Linked DNA regions of Mus musculus: region 2 is linked to region 1. The links are chromatin loops, found by intact Hi-C in ENCODE. Cell type or tissue: left cerebral cortex. All regions are shown on one strand. Links, peaks and the distances in the headings refer to the core of each region. The heading gives the core; the rest is flanking DNA.

Region 1 (9,807 bases), core at 1,808-9,807:
AGGAAGATGGAACTATTTTTGCAGGCTAGGGAAGATGAGAGACAGGCCTGGCTGGTGTGTGCCTTGTACTTGGTGTATAAGGGATTAATAAAGTGTGTGTGGGGGGGGGGGTGAGCTCGTCTCCTGAGAATTCCATTTAGCATCTTAACTGGCTGGCTTGCTGGCCTGGCCCAATGGGAATCCTCTTCATAAAAGCTCTTAATGATTCCCCTGTGTAGACCACAAAAGGTAGGGGAGGCTAGGCTAGGCTGGGCTGGGCTGGGCTGGGCTGGTAGGGGAAATGCTGCTTGCTTCTTGACCACAACAACTCCTTTCTCAACACCAAGGCAGGTACAACTTCAGGTCCAAGCTGTGGGTTCCAGGAGCTCCTTGGGAGGGTGGTCTGAGAAACCTTATTAGTGCCAAAACTTGAATGTCAGTGAGGACACATTAGCCAGGTGAAATGATGTCAACCTGTAACTGTCCGTTCTGGAACAGCCAGGACTATTAGGGCTGTCTAAAAAAAATCTTGTATATACAGACTTGAAAACGGCCATGAGGGCTATAGTGACGAATCTGTGTGATAACTATCACTTATTTGATTTGTGGTGTTGGGGATAGAACCTGGTAGATCACTGGGCCAGGTCCCCATTTGTAGTATGGTAGACCTTAGAATGCTTGGGCTGGGTGGCATTGGATGGGAGAGTGGTGTGTAGCAGATGGGAGGTTGCTGAGAGGATGGTGACAGGACAGTAGGCTGAAGTGGGAAGTCCTGTACACCACTGAGCTCTGCCTGTCCAGGGCTTGCCCCTGCCACCCTTTCCTTATCCTCCTTCTCTGCCAAGTGGGTTTTCCTACGTGGTTCTCAGATGTGTTTCTACCTTACCCTCTTTTCTGTTCTCAGTGCCATGGCAGAACAGGATGTGGAAAATGAACTTTTGGATTATGATGAAGATGAAGAGCCCCAGGCACCCCAGGAGAGCACTCCAGCTCCCCCGAAGAAAGATGTCAAAGGATCTTATGTCTCCATCCACAGTTCTGGCTTCCGGGACTTTCTACTGAAGCCAGAGCTCCTGAGAGCTATAGTTGACTGTGGCTTTGAGCATCCTTCAGAGGGTATGCTACACTGGTGCCACCCTGTTATGCCCTCTTCCCAGAGTAAATCCTACCCATCCTGAGCTTCTCCTGTGCCTTGGATAGGGGATATGTCCTCCCCGTGAGTCAGTTATATCAGCAGCCTCTATGCAAGCAGATGGTTGGGGTCTGGCAGAAGAGTGTGCAGAGAGGCAGCAGCCAGTGTCTTAACTCACACGCTTTTTTCTTTCTTAGTCCAGCATGAGTGTATTCCCCAGGCCATTCTGGGTATGGATGTCCTGTGCCAGGCCAAGTCTGGGATGGGCAAGACAGCTGTGTTTGTGCTGGCCACCCTGCAGCAGATTGAGCCTGTCAATGGCCAGGTAGGTGTGGGCTCTTTTCTGGGCTAGAGTTACCACATGACAGTACAGTCTTGGGCCTCATAAAACTACTTCCATTTTCTCTGTGGGCTTTTGAATGTATCTGGGAAGTGAAATTTTACTGACTGCAGTCACCACAGTGACTGCTGACTTGTTTTGCAGGTGTTCTTAACACTACCACTATAGATACATTGTAGGATCTTAAGATTTACACTGGAGTCCAGAATGGGGAGCTGGGGTGGGGGTTGGGAGGAATCCTGTTGTGGTGGTCTGGAGTGTGGCTCTAAGGTCGAGCTCTTGGGTGGCCTGGTGAGGCTTTGGCTTGTTCTTTCTTGGGTGGGTGTCTGCTTGTCTTTTCAGGGTCTGACAAGAGTGTGAGGATTTAGGGAAGGGCTATCCTGTGGGTGGTCAAAAAGACATGGCAGCCTGAGGTAACCCTTTTATTTAGGGTCAGTGCTCCATTCTGTTCCTTGCCTACTGTAGCCATGAGGAGGATAGGTCAGGGTGAGGAGAAGTGGAGATGTTTGGGCTTCAAACTACTGGGCTACAGCAGTAGGTTTGGGGTAGGATGGTGTAGATTCTGGGAAAGAAGGCCTGTTTGTTGCTCTCTAGGTATCAGTCCTGGTCATGTGCCACACGAGGGAGCTGGCCTTCCAGATCAGCAAGGAGTATGAGCGCTTCTCTAAGTACATGCCCAGTGTTAAGGTAAGCCTCCTCAGGTGCTGTGCTGGGTACCACGGGGCCTTCTGGAGCCCTGCTGGCCTCAGTGTCAGCTCAAGCAGCATTTCTCAATCTTGAGGTTTATGCTAACTTATGTTCCTTATGAGCCTGATGAATTATGCCCAACCCACAAGGCTTGTGCTGGTCCCACATACCTCAGCCTTGCCCTGTTTTTTCGGCCCCGCCTGGGTTCTGAGGGAGTGGGGCTGGAGTGTCAGGTCCCCTCAGGATGGGTGGGACCTATGCTGTAAGGATCACTGCCCCCAGATGGTGGAAACAGCTTTCTTTCTGTCCCCATAGGTTTCTGTGTTCTTTGGAGGCCTCTCCATTAAGAAGGATGAAGATGTGTTGAAGAAGAACTGTCCTCATGTTGTGGTGGGGACACCAGGCCGGATCCTGGCACTTGTGCGGAGCAGGAGCCTCAACCTGAGGAATGTGAAGCACTTTGTGCTAGATGAATGTGACAAGATGCTGGAACAGCTGGGTGAGCATCCTACTGTCCTGTCCAGCTGGTTTCCCACTCATAGAGTCACAGCCGTTTTCTAGGGGGCCTGATAGGGCAGGCAGAGGTGGCTCTTATAGTGGGTCACATGGGTGGCCAGAACTCAGGGTTTCTAGGAGAAGCCTAAGGGGAATTCTGAGGTTACAGAGTATGTGCTGCTTCTGGACCCTAGGCCCCATGAGCTGCCAGCCCTTTAGGGAATCTAGAGGAGTAGAGTGGCCTCAGCCACCATCAGGGGCTGGGAGAGATGGGCATGTGTCCTGGGAAGCAGCTGCAGCTCTCACGCCAGTGGCTGTCTCTGCCTCAGGCTCCCTTTCCTGAAGCGTGGCTCAAGGCGCACTGGCAGCCGCTCCATGCTGGCAGCGAGTAAGTGGACCGCAGCTCCTCCCATGCTTGCGCTCCCGCCCATCCGAGCCCAGCCCCTCAGGCAGCGGGGACACCCCTGGGCCCACTCCACCACGGCTATGGTGCCAGTGTTGTCCGGTCCAGGTTGGGAAGGGCTGGTTCCTCTCTGCTGTGGGTCTGCTCAGTCAGACAAGACACTCAGGCTTGCGATTTGTTGGCATCCCATCCAGACATGCGCCGGGATGTACAGGAGATCTTTCGTCTGACACCCCACGAGAAGCAGTGTATGATGTTCAGCGCCACCCTGAGCAAGGAGATCCGGCCAGTCTGCAGGAAGTTCATGCAGGATGTGAGTAGGGTGACGCCCCAGCTGGCTGGCTGCCTGCCCACCGTGGCCAACACCTCAGCGCAGCAGCTTTGGCCCTCTCTGATGGGCTGGGCCACTCTGCGACAAGCACACTGCTCTCATGGCCTGGAGGATGCTAGGAGGCTTCGCCGGCCTCCTTCCTTCCCCTGGTTTGTCAAACTGGGAGCTGAGTGGTCCACACCTGAGCCAGAGGCAGAGCTTACATCCGGCTTTTGGGAGAGAATTGTTTACTGAGGTTGGGTGCAACAGGCCCTCTGGGAATCATCAATACAGAGGAGCTGCTCTCTGGAAGGTTCCGGGCACATGAGACGCCCAGAAGTGAGCCCTACTCGCCCCTTCCTGCTTCCCTCCCCACACAGCCTATGGAGGTGTTTGTGGACGACGAGACCAAGCTCACACTGCATGGGCTGCAGCAGTATTACGTCAAGCTCAAGGACAGTGAGAAGAACCGTAAGCTCTTCGACCTCCTCGACGTGCTAGAGTTTAACCAGGTGATGCTTCCTTCCTTCCTTCCTTCCACACCAAGATATGGGCCTGTGGGGTGATTATCTATGCGCCTAAACACCCTTCTTCTTCAGGTGGTGATCTTTGTCAAGTCTGTGCAACGCTGCATGGCCCTGGCCCAGCTCCTAGTGGAGCAGAATTTCCCAGCTATCGCTATTCACCGAGGCATGGCCCAGGAGGAGCGGTGAGTGCATGAGTGAGTGATGTCCACCAGGGCCAAGGCTGCTCACACCTGGGACTCGGGTTTAATGCCTCTGCTTGTCTCCCGCTCTAGCCTGTCCCGATACCAGCAGTTCAAGGACTTCCAGCGACGAATCCTGGTGGCTACTAATCTGTTTGGCAGAGGTATGGACATTGAGCGAGTCAACATTGTCTTCAACTATGACATGCCAGAGGACTCAGACACCTACCTTCACCGAGTGAGCGCCTCCTCCCAGTGTGGGCGGGCTCAGGACCTCCCCCACCCTTCTCAGATCCTCAGGAGTGACTGTCTCCTGACCATCTCTCTGCAGGTGGCTCGTGCTGGTCGCTTTGGTACCAAGGGCCTGGCAGTCACTTTTGTATCGGATGAAAATGATGCCAAAATCCTTAATGATGTTCAGGACCGGTTTGAAGTGAATGTAGCTGAGCTTCCAGAGGAAATAGATATCTCCACATACAGTGAGTACCTGGAGCCACTCAGGGCAGGAGCGGGGCTTCAGGAGCAAAGGCCCTCTATCCTCACTCACTGTGTCTTTCTTGTCTTTACAGTTGAGCAGAGCCGGTAACCGTATGTGTAGCCAGGGCAACATGGCCACTCTCTTTCCCACCTGCTGCTTCAGAACCTCTTTCTAGGTGACAAATCGATGTCTCTTTTTATTGTTCCAAAGCTTTAGTGATGTAAGAATAAACTTTTATTGTGAATGCATGGCTCCAGCCCCATCCCTTTCGGTCAACATCTCATGGGGTTGGGTCAAGCCAGCAAACTTCTCACCAGCAAACGTGCCATCTTTTTTATCAATATGATATTTAATTTTGTGTGTCAACATTGAAAGGTTTACAGGTTAAAAAAATTACAAAACCTAGTCTTTAGCTGTGAGACCTTCTGCCCTGGATGTGGAGCAGCGAGGCCTCTGTACCGTGAGCCTCAGCAGCAGGCGGGCTTCAGTGGCTGACGTGGCATCCACAGTCTTAGCTTAAGGAAACTGAACCCAGCACCCTGGCAAAGAGCCCAGGTCTCAAGGGCTCTTCCCTTTGTCCTAGGACTGCCTGCCTCGTGTACCAGGCAGTGGGCTGCAGGTCTGGGCTGGCTGCATTCTGTTTCTCTGGTAGGCAGTAGCTGTGGTGAGGCAGAGACAACCAGAAGCAGGACCAGCGACCCCTTGCCCCGTGGCAGGGCTCATTGCTGGGTTTGCATCCCTTCTTTATATGAAGTGGGGTCAAAGGCCGAAAGGTGGCAGGAACAGAAGGCAGAATGACAGCCGTGAGTATGTGCTGCTGTCCTTCATGGAACTCGCCTTCACATCCCTGATTCTGAGGACCTGAGAGCCTGCAGAGAAGGAGGCCTTTGAGGCTGAGCTCACCTAGGCCTGCCCTCCCAGCCCCACTGCAGGCCAGCCCCTTACCCGTGTTTGGCTGGTGCCAGTGCCTGTTGTGGAAGAGTTGAACTCTGTGTACTTGCTCCCAGTGACCATGCAGGCCCATTTCCAGTACTCTTCCCTCACCTGTGAACACAAGGCACCAGGTTATGGGGAAAAAAGGAGCTGGGCTAGGGACTCAGGCCTGGCCCTGCCTCCTCCCACCCTGGGCTCTTCCATAGCCAGCTCTGGTCAGCCTACCTTTTTGTTGAGCAGGCAGAGCATCACATAGAGGAATAGGCCCTGCAGGCAGTTGAGCAGGGTAAAGATGTAGGATAGCCATGTGCTATGGGGGTTGAAGAGGAACAGGCCGAAGCCCCAGGTGCAGCCCAGCACAAGGAGCTGGGCGATGGAGGTGATGGTCAGCACCCTGTGGGGGTGGACAACTGTAGCAAACAGCCCGGTCTCCAGCCCTTGCCCCAAAGCCTCCTTCCCTGCCCCTCTCACCTCGCCTTCCTTAACTTCTTCATGTTTGGGTTGATTTCAGAAAACTTCTTTGTGAGCTTCCAGACAGTGATCACGAAAATGGCAGCATTGCACTGAGTGGGGATCATGGTCTCGGGTTATAGGGCTGCAAGGAGTTAGCAGTCTGGCTGCTCAGGCCTCCAGTGCCCAGAGAGTACTTACGAAAATGATGAAGGCCACGGGTCCCGAAAAGCTCCAGAGAAAGCCCTGCTTCCTAAAGTCCAGCCAGCAGCTTGGGGAGGAGAAGGTGCCCCATCAGTCAGTGCCCCAGCCCTGGCCCCGCCCAGCCTGGGCCTCACTTCAGTACACTCACTATGTTGCATGCCCATAGCCATCCATTTTGACAACTGCCATTGAGATGGCCACGATGAGGAGGGGCACCCCGTAGCCAATCAGGCAGCGTTGCCATGTACTCAGGCCTTGGCCCTGGAACACACGCACCACCAGGAAGTAGAGCTCCACGCCCTCCAGTGCCATCCAGCAGAAGGCGGCCAGGAAGCAGAAATGCAGCATCACGGCCACCAGGCGGCAGCGCAGGCCCACCTGTGGGATGGAGAGTTAGGAAGAATCAGTGCCCGGTAGGACCACTGGGCTTCAAAGCCTCATGCCCCAGCAGCGGGGCTCCATCAGGTTCTGGCTCCACACTGAGCCCCAGCTGGGCCTTACTCCTAGGACTTAACTCCATGCTCTGGAACTTACCTCACCCCCTTCATTCTCCACGCCGACCAGGAATATGATTGAGCCCAGGAAGAGGCAGATGCACAGGTGCAGGTGCACCATGGTTCGAGAGCTCTGGATGGGCTTCACCAGCAGGAAGGTCAGGATGCACAGCAGCAGGCAGATCAGGGACAACAACAGCCCCACCTTGGTGATCAATTCCAGCCTTGGGTCCTAGGAGCAGGCAACCAGGATGAGTGGTGTGCCCTCACACCCCTCCTACCTATGATCCTGCATCCTGTCTTGGACTACAGGGCCAACTGGCTAATTCAAGCTGACCATGTGGCCCAGGTAATAGCCATGTTCAGGAAGCTACACTACCTGGAACAATCTACACAGGGCCTTTTATTTGCAGGGGAGGAGGGTTGCCGGGTGAAGTATCTGTTGTCACTGTGCTTTCTGGAGATGGAACTCGGGTTATTAGGTTGGCTACCTGCAGGCACCTTTACTCACTGACCCATCTCATCTGCCCAGACTGGTGTGCTTTTAGCAGTTCTTGACAGTTGTGCAGTGACTCAGACAAGAGGCCTGCATCCATCAGCTACTGGGTCATAAAGAGGATTCCAGGGGAGGAGCTAAAAAGCAAGGCATGGGGCCATCCAAAGGAGCCTGCTTGAACAACACCCTTGAGTGGAGACCATGCTCCTGCCTAGCACACCTGGCTACCTGTGGGTCTAGAGCTTACCGCTTACCTGCACATGGTACTGAGCCATTAGGATGGCAAAGCTGGTCAGGTGGTTGCAGTGGCAGAAGCCAGTGCCATTCATTGAGCAGCCGTCGGTGTCCCAGTACCCATTCCCGTTGTGGGCTTTCCAGAAGGCACATATCAGCTCATGACGTGGCTCAATTGACTCCACCTGTGGGCAGATAGGTGGTGAGGGTGTCGGAAGCACACTTTGAGCACACTTAGGGCCAGTCTGGGGGAGCTGAGAACCTTGCTTTTGGCTACATAAGTATCTACTTTGTGCTCAGAGAGCATGAGGAGCCAGCAACTGAACAACAGGACACCAGCCCTTGCCCTGAGCTGAAACATCACAAGCAGTAGCAGGTAATAAATGCCAAGGAAATTAAAAGAGCCAGCGGGAATGGTTGCCTACAGATTGTAATTTAAAAACAAAAACTAGGTTTATTGGATGTCCTCAGTCTATGTATACTATCTCATACACTCCAGGCTGCCTCAAACAGCAAAGAGTTACAGAGACAAAGTTTGGAGCTGAGACGAAAAGATGGACCATCTAGAAACTGCCATATCCAGGGATCCATCCCATAATCAGCTTCCACACGCTGACACCATTGCATACACTAGCAAGATTTTGTTAGAAGGACCCAGATATGGCTGTCTCTTGTGAGACTATGCCAGGGCCTGGCAAACACAGAAGTGGATGCTCATAGTCAGCTATTGGATGGATCACGGGCCCCCAATGAAGGAGCTAGGGAAAGTACTCAAGCTGCTGAAGGGATCTGCAATCCTATAGGAGGAACAACAATATGAACTATCCAATAACCCCTGGAGCTCGTGTCTCTAGCTGCATATGAATCAGAAGATGGCCTAGTCGGCTATCAGTGGAAAGAGAGGCCCATTGGTCGTGAAAACTTTATATGCCTCAGTACAGGGGAACACCAGGGCCAAGAAGTGGGAGTGGGTGGGTAGGGGAATGGGTGGGGGAGTGTGTGGGGGACTTTTGGGATAGCATTGGAAATGTAATTGAAATAAATACCCAATAAAAAATATGGAAAAAAAAACTGGTTTCTACTACCATGTAGGTCCCAACTCAGGCTGGGAATTAAATTAAGGTTTGGTGAAACCGTGGGAGCTGGGAATTGAACTCACGACCTCTGGAAGAGCAATCAGTGCTCTTAACCACTGAGCCATCTCCCCACCCCTTTTAAAACATTTTATGATACTGAAGACCAAACCTTACCATGCCAGGTAAGCATTCCACCATTGAGTCAACTACTGGCCTTGCCTCACAGTTACTTATCTGTTTGCTCATTCATTCATTCAATTCAGCAGTACTAGGGGCTGAACCCAGGGACTTTCTGAATGCCAACCAACTGTAGCACTGAGTTTGAAAACAAGGTCTTGCCAAGTTGCTCAGGTGGGCCTTAACTTCACTCCAGGCAGGCTTTGAACCTTGAATTTCCTGCCTCCCAGCAATTGAGAGGAAAATGTCTGTGCCACAACACCCAGCTCAGATTTTATTTCTTTTTTTATCTATTTAGTTTTGTTTTTTGCTGTTTTATTTTTTGGGACAGAGTCTTTATGAGCTTTATCCTGAATTTCTGTAGACCATGCTGGCCTCAAACTCAGAGAGCCTCCCAAGTACTAGAATTAAAAGCATGTGTCACCACACACACCCCACAGCTGTGATTTTAAATTTTTTATGTATTTTTAGTGTTTTTTATTACATTTATTTTGTGTGTGTGTTGGAGGAAGGAGTCAGAATAACTTTGGGAGTTAGTTCTCTCGTACCATGTAGGTCAAGAGGCGCTGCCCTGACTTTTGACTTTGGTTAGGGGGTGAGCCACAGAGCATCCCCACCCCTCCCCTCTCTCCAGTTGGAGGACTCACAGAAGTAAAGTCGAACTTGAACGTGACATTCGAGGCGAGCTTTTCAGTGTTCGTGTTGGTCAGGAAGACAGAATTGATGTTTGAGAGAAGCTTAAGTGAGACACTCGGAATCGGGCTTCCATAGAAGTCCTCCAAGGAGGCCCTTCTCTGCTCCAAGTTCAGCGGGGTGTTGCCCAGCAGCTTTTCCATGTTTGGGCTGGACAGGATGCCTGCCACCGAGGAGCCTGGGGGCAGACATGAAGGCTCAACTCCTGTCCCCTCTCTGTACTCCTCCCAGTGGGCTGGTGTCTCCCTGTCCTCTCCAGACCTCACCCTGGTTTCCCTGGCAGGCGCCCTCTCTGGACCCCTACCATTTTCTGAGATTTTGGCTCCAGCTGTCACAGCCCAGTCCAGCTCCATCCAAGTTTGGCCGTGGTGCACTGTGGTAACATCTTTGTTGTCTTGCTCCTTCACCATCAGGGACAGTTCTGAAGAGACAGGGACATGATTGGGGGAACCAAGGATGGTTCCTGGGGTGGGGCAGGAAGAAGGCTTACCAGTATTTGAAGGGGACGTGTAGGTGAAGG
Region 2 (8,000 bases), core at 1-8,000, 200 kb after region 1:
GGTGACTATGACACTGTCTACAACTGTTCTGCAGGCCTGAGCCGGGCTGGGCTCCCATTTGGGTTGATGCGCCGGGAGCTAGCATGTGAGGGCTACCCCATCGAGCTGCGGTGCCCGGGGAGTGATGTCATCATGGTGGAGAATGCAAACTACGGGCGCACAGATGACAAGATCTGCGATGCCGACCCTTTCCAGATGGAGAATGTGCAGTGCTACTTGCCTGACGCCTTCAAAATCATGTCACAGAGGTGAGCCTGCTCCCTGACCTCATGTCCCACAGGAGTTCCCTGAGCACAGGTGCAGAAGCTGGAGCACGTCACACTGACATTGTCCCCTAAGTCACTCACCCCCAGCTCTCCAGCCCTTTAATATAGTTTTAATATAGTTCCTCATTTTGGGGTGGCCGCCAACCATAAATTTATTTTTTTTCTTCTTCATAATTATAACTATGCTATTGTTTCGAATTGTTATGTAACTATCTCAGGTGCAGGATATCAACCCCTCCAAAGGGGTTGTGACCCACAGGTTGTAACCAGTGCCATAGATGCTTGCCCATGTTGGGTTCAGGTAGGAGCTCACAGAACCAAAGCAAAGGTATCATGGATGCAAAGGGAGAAGGCTCTCCAAAGAAAGACCTACAAAGCTTACAGTACCGGGGCGGGGCAGGGCGGGGCGGGGCGGGGCGGGGCGGGGCGCTTTGCTGTGCAGAATTGTCCTGAGCTTGGTGAGGGGCAGTGACTATACAGTGTGGTTGTGGTGTCATGTCTGAGCACCTGTGTGCAGATGTGCAGCTTGTGTTAGTGTGGCTGAGGAAGTGTCTCAGGCTGGGGCGGACCACATGTGAAGATGCACAACCTACTGGAATAGTTGGGCCCACCTAGTTTATCCACAAGCACCTATGCCCGGGACAGGGCCTCCACCTGCTCTCTTTGCCACCATCTTATCTATGATAGGCCATTCTCCCTGGGCCGCCAGTGAGCACAGTGGACACTTGAGTCCAACCCTATACCTCTGCTTGGAACTCTCTGTCCCCACCCTTCCTCTACAAAAGCCCAAGCCTTCTTGAGGCTGAGTGCATCTGTGACCTGCCCTGACCGATGACCCTCCTTCCCTGTGAGCTCACTCAGTGCCCCCTACGCAAGATTGTGCAGTGCTTGCTGGGTCAGTTCTCAGTACTTGAACATGCGTCAGAATTTGCAGCCCTGTAGCCCGAAGGCCCCCAGCCTCCTTTTCTGGTCTGTCACATCCTTCAAGGGGATCTGTGGGCCACAGGAACCTGGCCTGTTAGCTGGGAAGTGACAGAGCCAACTGCTGTGTTTGGGGTTTTGTTCTCTCTTTCTTTTTAAAGATTTTTTAAAAAGATTTTTATTTATCTTATGTATATGAGTATACCGTAGCTTACAGATATGGTTGTGAGCCTTCATGTGGTTGTTGAAAATTGAATGTAGGACCTCTGCTCGCTCTGGTCAACCCTGCTCGCTCAGTCCCTCCTTGCTCTAGCCCAATTATTTATTATTATAAATGAATAAGTACACTGTAGCTGTCTTCAGATGCACCAGAAGAGGGTGTCAGATCTCATTATGGGTGGTTGTGAGCCACCATGTGGTTGCTGGGATTTGAACTCAGGATCTTTGGAAGAGCAGTCAGTCAGTGCTCTTACCCATTGAGCCATCTCGATGGCCCCCCTTTAATTTTTTATTTTTTAGAAACATGAGTATGTTCCAAGTGGCTATTCTCTGCTTCCTTGTGGCTGTCTGCCTAACTGGACACTTCTGTACACGCCGAGGCTTCAGGACCTACCCTATTCCTGACCCCTTCAGGGCCCTGCCTGCCTTCCATCCATATTGCCATCAGATAGTTAGCCTTTGCTTGCTATTTCATCTTATGTCCTCCCTAACTCTTAAGTTACTGGCCATATGGGGACAACAGACTTTTGTCCTTTACTGCTGTGGCTATGGCCAGGTACACAGCAGTTGCTCACTTGATGCTTCAGAGGTGAGAGTTCAAGGCCTGCACGGTAGGAACAGGAGGAAGGCTGGAAGCAGCATAGTTGGCAGAGGAGAGGAAGACACCAAGATCGTCACAGGACATTGGGAAGACCGGCTGGTTCAAAGTGTGCAAGGCTGGGGCTGCCTCACCACCTTTGCCCCGTTCTCCTGGTACCTCATCCAGCCTCCAACCAGGACTTAGGCCCTCCCCCCTCCCTTGAGCACCTGGAAGATATTTCCACAATATCTGCACAGCTAGAGCAGAGTCATGTCTGTGTCCTCCTCCACACTGGAGGCTGAGCGGTGAGTTACAGGGACCAGGGAGCATGATGGGGCCTCGGGAGCTTGCTTCTCCTCTGCGTGCCCCAGCTTTGTGTCTGTCAGGGTCATGGCTACGCTGCCTGGACAGATGCCGCCGGACTGAGTCCCACCACTTAATGACAGATGCACACCCACTCTCCATGGTAGTTCACTCCAGCTTCAGGGGAGTCTCAGGTACAGAGCTGGGGGGTGACTCGGGGCCCGGCCTTGTACACATCTGATGAGCATCTGCCATTGGGCTACACTTACCGTTGAAATTAAAAACTCTAAATTTGAATGCTTTTGGCGACATTTTGTGCATTGACCAGCTCAGCTTAGCTCCAGAGCATTCCATGGCTTCAAAAAGAAACCACATAGCTTTTATCAGCTGCTTCCCAGTCTCCTGCTGCCTCAGCTCTGTGTTCTCTGTCCGGGTATTTGCGTTGGCTCTATATACATCATACATACATACATAAATACATACATACATACACACACACCCCATCCTGCCCCATGCAGGTTTTCCTCACAATCACTGTTGAAATTTATCCTTGGTATGCGTCAGCACCATAGCCCATTTCCTAGCCCATTCTGTCATGTGGGCAGGCTACATTTTACAAGGCACTACACCACTGATGCCACCAAGATCTCTAACAGGCTACATTTTGCTCAGCATTCCTCCATGGACAGACTTTTGTGTTGTCTCCCCCTGTTGGTGGAAGTAGGCAGTACAGCTGTGAACATGTGTGTTGAGGATTTGTTCATACACTTGTTATAAATTCTGTAGAGCGCACTGCTGAAGACTGGGATTGCTGTGTTCTATGAGGCCATGGCTGAGCTTTAAAGAAAGGATTTGGGTGGGTGGATAACACCAGACTTCGCCATGCCTAGTTCTCCATTTCCTCCCTAGCCTCCCCCCGATTTCCTCTTCTGTCCTTCCTGGTGCCGGGAAGAACTAGAGGCAGATTCAGGTTACTTTTTTGTTTTGGTTTTTCATTTTTTTGGATTTCAAGACAGGGTTTCTCTGTGTATCCTTGCAACTCTCTGTAGACCTGGCTGGCCTCAAACTCCACCTGCCTTTGCCTCCCAAGTGCTGGATTATCATGGCTTCCAGGATGCATGGGGATGTGTGACCATTCTGCCTTTCTCCTTTCCCCCTTTTGTTGCATCAGTCCAGGCCCTCAAGTTGTCCACATTTGGGGTGAGTCTTCTCTCTGGCAAGACCCTCGCAGACATGCCTAGAAGCACGCCTGACTAATGTCATAGGCAGTTCTAAACCCAGTCTAGCTAAAAACGAGGGTGAACCTTAGCTGGGCACTGATGGTGGTAACGACTAACGTGAAGATGCAGGGAGTTGGCAGTGACTGGACTTGAGGCGCCCCTGCAGGAGGGGATAGGGTCTGTGTGGTGAGCAGCCACCAAATGTGGACAAGCGTCTGTGATGGTATCTTCGAGTTGTAAAATAAGGCATCCTTATCCATGGAGGAGCCAGCAGGGACTGCGGTTGGTGAATCCCTGTAGAGATTCATGACTTTTCTGGCTGTGCTGGCTGCAGACCCTCTCAGACACTGTCCAAGAGTGTGACAGTGACCATGAGAAGGGCCAAGGTGTCACAACAGGCACTAAGTCTTCTGTGGATGCTGTAGTTTGCAAAAATACCCATCACATGTGGTAGTATGTGTACTTTTACTAACTGGCACGGGGGCTTCACACTCAAGTTAAAGAAGCCTGCCAGAGGTGTACTGGTCTAGGGAGAACCTGCCTCGTGGCTGCAGAGACTTGTGGGACAGAAGGCAGGCAGGAAGCAAAAGAGCACTCCAGTCTCTGCACTCCATAGCACCTTCCCTTTGGACTGCGTTTGCTCTCTGACCCTTGAGCCTCCTGAGTCCACCATTCTCAGCTCCTTTTTCCTTCTCCGTCTGTAGGTGTAATAACCGAACCCAGTGTGTGGTGGTGGCCGGCTCTGACGCCTTTCCTGACCCCTGTCCTGGAACCTACAAATACCTGGAGGTGCAGTACGACTGTGTCCCTTACAGTGAGTCATCTTGTTCCTCATGCTGTTTTGGGCCCTTCCCCCAGTGGAGCAGGGACGGAGAACCTTGATCCAGTACACCTGTGCGCACATGCGCACACATCCATAGGGCTGGGCACAGGGCAGCAGGCTTGCTCCCACTCGGACACATTCTTTTCACAAACCACTTGTCCATATTTGGTGGCTGCTATCCCACTGTACAGACCCTGTCCCCCTTCCTGTAGGGGCATCTTCAGTGCTAGTCACCTGCCCACTACCCCTGCTTCCTCACGTGCCCTTTACTTGCTAAAGTCCTTCAGAGCCACACTCCTACAACCCGCTAGCATCGCCCAGCCTTCCACCGGCTCTGCCTCCCTCCTGATAGTGTTCACACCCGAATGGCCCTCACCTTCACCGTCTCCTCCACTCGTCGCTCCTTACGTATTACCCTGAGAACACTTCCTGTCCACAAAGGAAGTGCTGCCCCCTAAGATGATCTTTGGGAGCCAGCGCCTAACTATCCTGCATCTGACCAAGGGAAGCAGACAGAGCTCATGCGTCCTCAGCGCCCCAGTAGCCCTGCCCACTGTCCTCCCGCCTCCACCCACCACCCCTTCTGTCCTCTCACCTGGCTTCACACAGCCAGCCTGGAGGTAGGGAGGCCCTCTAGGCAAAAGAGGGGGGACAAGACCATCAGGGTGTCCCAGTGAGGGCAGGGGAGCAGGAGACCTCATCTCTCTCCCTCCTCTCCCCTCCCACCCAGCTCTCCCACCCCAACCCCTCCAACCTTTGATTTCTCCTTGCAGGTGAAGCCAGGATGATGGGTGACCAGGCTCACTTACTGCTCGTGTAACTTTCTTCTTTTAGTCTTCGCCCTTTCCTTTCAGTGCCTGAGGCCTTCCTCCACCGCCTGAGGGGGATGCCCATCCGCTCCCCGAAGCCTCCCCACAGCACTGGGGACACTGCCCACCTGCAGCTGGGGCAGCAGGGAGGGAGGTGGGACAAAGCAGGGAGTCTAGGACAGGGGGTCGGGTAGGTGGTGCGAGGTTTGACTGCGGCTCCTGACTTGTCTGGCTCTGAGACCTGCAGCAAATGACTTAAAATTTCTTCGGGTGCTGCAGACGGAGGCGTGAGTCCTGGAGATCGGGAGTGACAAGCGCTTGGCCCTGCGGCCAGAGTCTGCTCCCAGGAGCAAAGCCCCGAAGGCAGAGGCTGCGACTTTCCCCCCCAGCGCCCAGTCCCGAACCTGGTTCAAGATGTGCTCAGTGATGGTACGGACACTCTTTCCCACCACCTGAGCCTCTTACTCTTCTATGATGGGGGAGGGGGTCAAAGTGTGCCCAGAGTACTTGAGGTAATAGACAGCATGGGGCCCAGGCTGCTTTGTGGTCCACCCAGGCCACCATAGGTTTTGAGGGAATGGCAGCTGCGTGGCCTCACTCCTTTGAACCTCAGTTTCCCTAGCTGTAATCAGGGTGCCAGTAGGCCTGACTTCGAGGGCCTGCACTGTCCCTGCATCCTCATGAGCACTGGCCGTCACTGTGACTACACTTCACTTCTAACTAGTTACTGTTATTGCCATGGTAATCAAAATAAGAATAGCAACATTTAGTGAACCCAGCTCTCCAGACAGGCAGTCCCAAGACTGGAAAGGTCCCTGGTCCAGTCCAGAGTCCAAACCAAGGTACAAGAATAAAAGAAGAGGCCATGGGTACTGAGTGGAGTTTAGAGACTTAAAGCCAACACCACCACCACCACACCATTTGTCTAAGGAGCACAACCCAGGAAGACGGGCTGTGGGGTTAAAGGTGACACAGGGCAGAGGTGGCAGGTTTAGACTGAGGAAAATACAAATGAGCCTTCGAAGACAGTGCACAGACAGAGCGGGTGTCGTGGATAGGGCTGACCACAAGTGCTCCTGGGCAGGCAGTTGAGTTAGCTCCTGTACCCCCGCCCCAGGTCATTGGGGTTGGGGTCCAGGAATAGCCAAAGCCAGGGAGCTGACAGGCACACACCTCCATGACTTTCCCTGAGCATATCCTGAGTGCTAGGCCCTGGGCGAGGCGCTGGGGAGCCAGACAGTCCCTGCAGAACCCAAGCCGGTGCCCAGAGGGGAATCCAACTGCTCAGCCCCAGGACCTTGGGCTTCAGAGGCTGGGGTGACCCCAGTGCTGGTGAAGGTGGGGCAGGGGTGGGGGGCAGGGGTCCCACAGCTGGGGGAGGTGGATCACTGGAGTGTGGGAACCCCAGACATTGAACTAACACTGGATTTGCTTTGCAGCTGAGCACAGCCTAACTCTCCCTTCCTCCCCAGGTGCCACCTGTGCGTCATCAAGGGCGGTGGGCAGGGTAGGGTGCAGCTAGGGCTTCTGGGCCTTTGGTGGACTGGGCAGAACAGCTGAACCTTGAGACACCCCTCCAGCCCCCAACCCCCACCCCCGAGAGTGTAGGAGCCTGTCTGCCACGTGCTGTCCAGCCCAGTCTATGTCCCCTCCAATTCTGTGCCTCTTGTCTCCCCTACCCTGGCTCTGTCTGAGGCCGGGGCACCTGCCTGCCTGCCTCTGTTGTTCTGTGTCTGGCTCTACTAGCCTTTCTTTGTGCGTTTCAGGGGTCTGGAGGGTTTAGGGGAACATAGCTGGATTCAGGTGGGGCCTACTCGAAGGGGAAGGGGCTCAGCCTATGCTCTTGGCTGAGTGGGGCACCTAGGCCCCGGAGACACCCTTCTCTCCTCCCCTAGTTCTAACAGGGTAATTTAGCACACAGGGTGAAGAGGAGCCCTGTGGTTCTCTACTGCCTGGTGTGTGCCCCCCTAGCCAGAGTTCAGCTCCTGTTTGGGGCTCCTCTTTATACCTGGGGCCCTTCCTGCCTGAGGGCTCTGTCTACCTGCCTGTCTGTACCATACCCAGTCTCTTTGTCTCTTCCCTCCTGTGTGTCCCCCTGACCCTTCTCACTTTCTCCTCAGCACCCTCTCACCCCATCCTACCCCAAAAGAAGGGACTTGGGGGTGGGGGCTGAAATGATGCTACGGAAGGGGTTGGGAAAGCAGGAGGAAAGACAGGAAGAGGGGGCGTGTGGCCAGAAAAGAAACGAAAGCAATTTAATCTTTTTTTCTCTTTTTTTTTTCTTGCACATTTTTTTTCAATTTGTTTTCTCTCTCTCTTCCGATGCTTAAAGTAGAAGTGGAGCAGAAAGGTAAACGCACTGTTACCAATGCTAACCCCTAACTCACACTTTGTTCCACCCGTACCATACTCATGTGGCCCACCCCTCCCCCCCTTCTTCTCCCCCACCCTACTTGGTCCAGTGATTTCCCTGCCCCGGGTGTCCTCCCGGCACAGCTGGGCTGGCCCTGGTGCTGCAGCACCACCAAGGCCAAGGTCATGGCCACGGGCTTCTCCACCCTCCAGATACTCACGGAAGCTCCTCTCTGAGCCTGGGCAAGATTCTCACCCCACTCCTACACCCGTCTCTCTTTCTCTCTCTCTCTCTCCTCTCACCCCCTCTGTACCTCTCTGGTCCCTGGTCCCTGCAGGGTACCTGACCTCATCTCTCATTTCTTTTGCCTCCCTTAGGAGAAATGTGTAAGCTTCCAGGCGGGTGGGGAGGGAGGGACTCCCCAGCCTCCACAGGCACCGGTAGAGGTCTCTCTTCTTCACTCTGTCTCTTCTTTTCCTTCCTCTTCCTCTCCCCACCTCTCTCTC

Evidence for each region. A loop is a pair of places that touch in the nucleus more often than their neighbours do. Peaks named below come from ENCODE experiments on the same cell type or tissue, not always from the same donor. Only the 100,000 strongest peaks of a DNase experiment are listed, where the experiment ranks them.
Region 2: a loop joins it to region 1, with 2.1 times the contacts of the local background. A loop is called at or near these places in 1 of 42 quality-filtered maps.

What each region holds. Positions count from the first base shown.
Region 1 is chr8:83,718,504-83,728,310 of GRCm38, forward strand. It overlaps Ddx39a (DEAD box helicase 39a), which reads left to right. Exons shown (of 11, transcript NM_197982.3): 2 at 884-1,095; 3 at 1,309-1,436; 4 at 2,046-2,138; 5 at 2,454-2,637; 6 at 3,231-3,349; 7 at 3,727-3,858; 8 at 3,946-4,055; 9 at 4,146-4,290; 10 at 4,384-4,531; 11 at 4,622-4,848. The coding sequence starts at 888. The coding sequence ends at 4,638. Adgre5 (adhesion G protein-coupled receptor E5) reads right to left here. Exons shown (of 20, transcript NM_011925.2): 10 at 9,778-9,807; 11 at 9,592-9,708; 12 at 9,242-9,465; 13 at 7,362-7,526; 14 at 6,652-6,843; 15 at 6,266-6,495; 16 at 6,115-6,184; 17 at 5,935-6,026; 18 at 5,689-5,857; 19 at 5,476-5,574; 20 at 4,748-5,399. The coding sequence ends at 5,370. Mir1668 (microRNA 1668) reads right to left here and starts at 5,481; the gene lies at 5,375-5,481. In left cerebral cortex, for the core only: a CTCF peak has its summit at 6,474 (motif pointing right); a DNase peak (open chromatin) is centred at 6,445.
Region 2 is chr8:83,918,786-83,926,785 of GRCm38, forward strand. It overlaps Adgrl1 (adhesion G protein-coupled receptor L1), which reads left to right. Exons shown (of 23, transcript NM_181039.2): 3 at 35-248; 4 at 4,214-4,323. Among named protein-coding and RNA genes, the nearest start is that of Adgrl1, 23 kb to the left of the region's middle. In left cerebral cortex, for the core only: a CTCF peak has its summit at 3,010 (motif pointing left); DNase peaks (open chromatin) are centred at 166, 2,398 and 3,000; H3K27ac peaks cover 559 bases.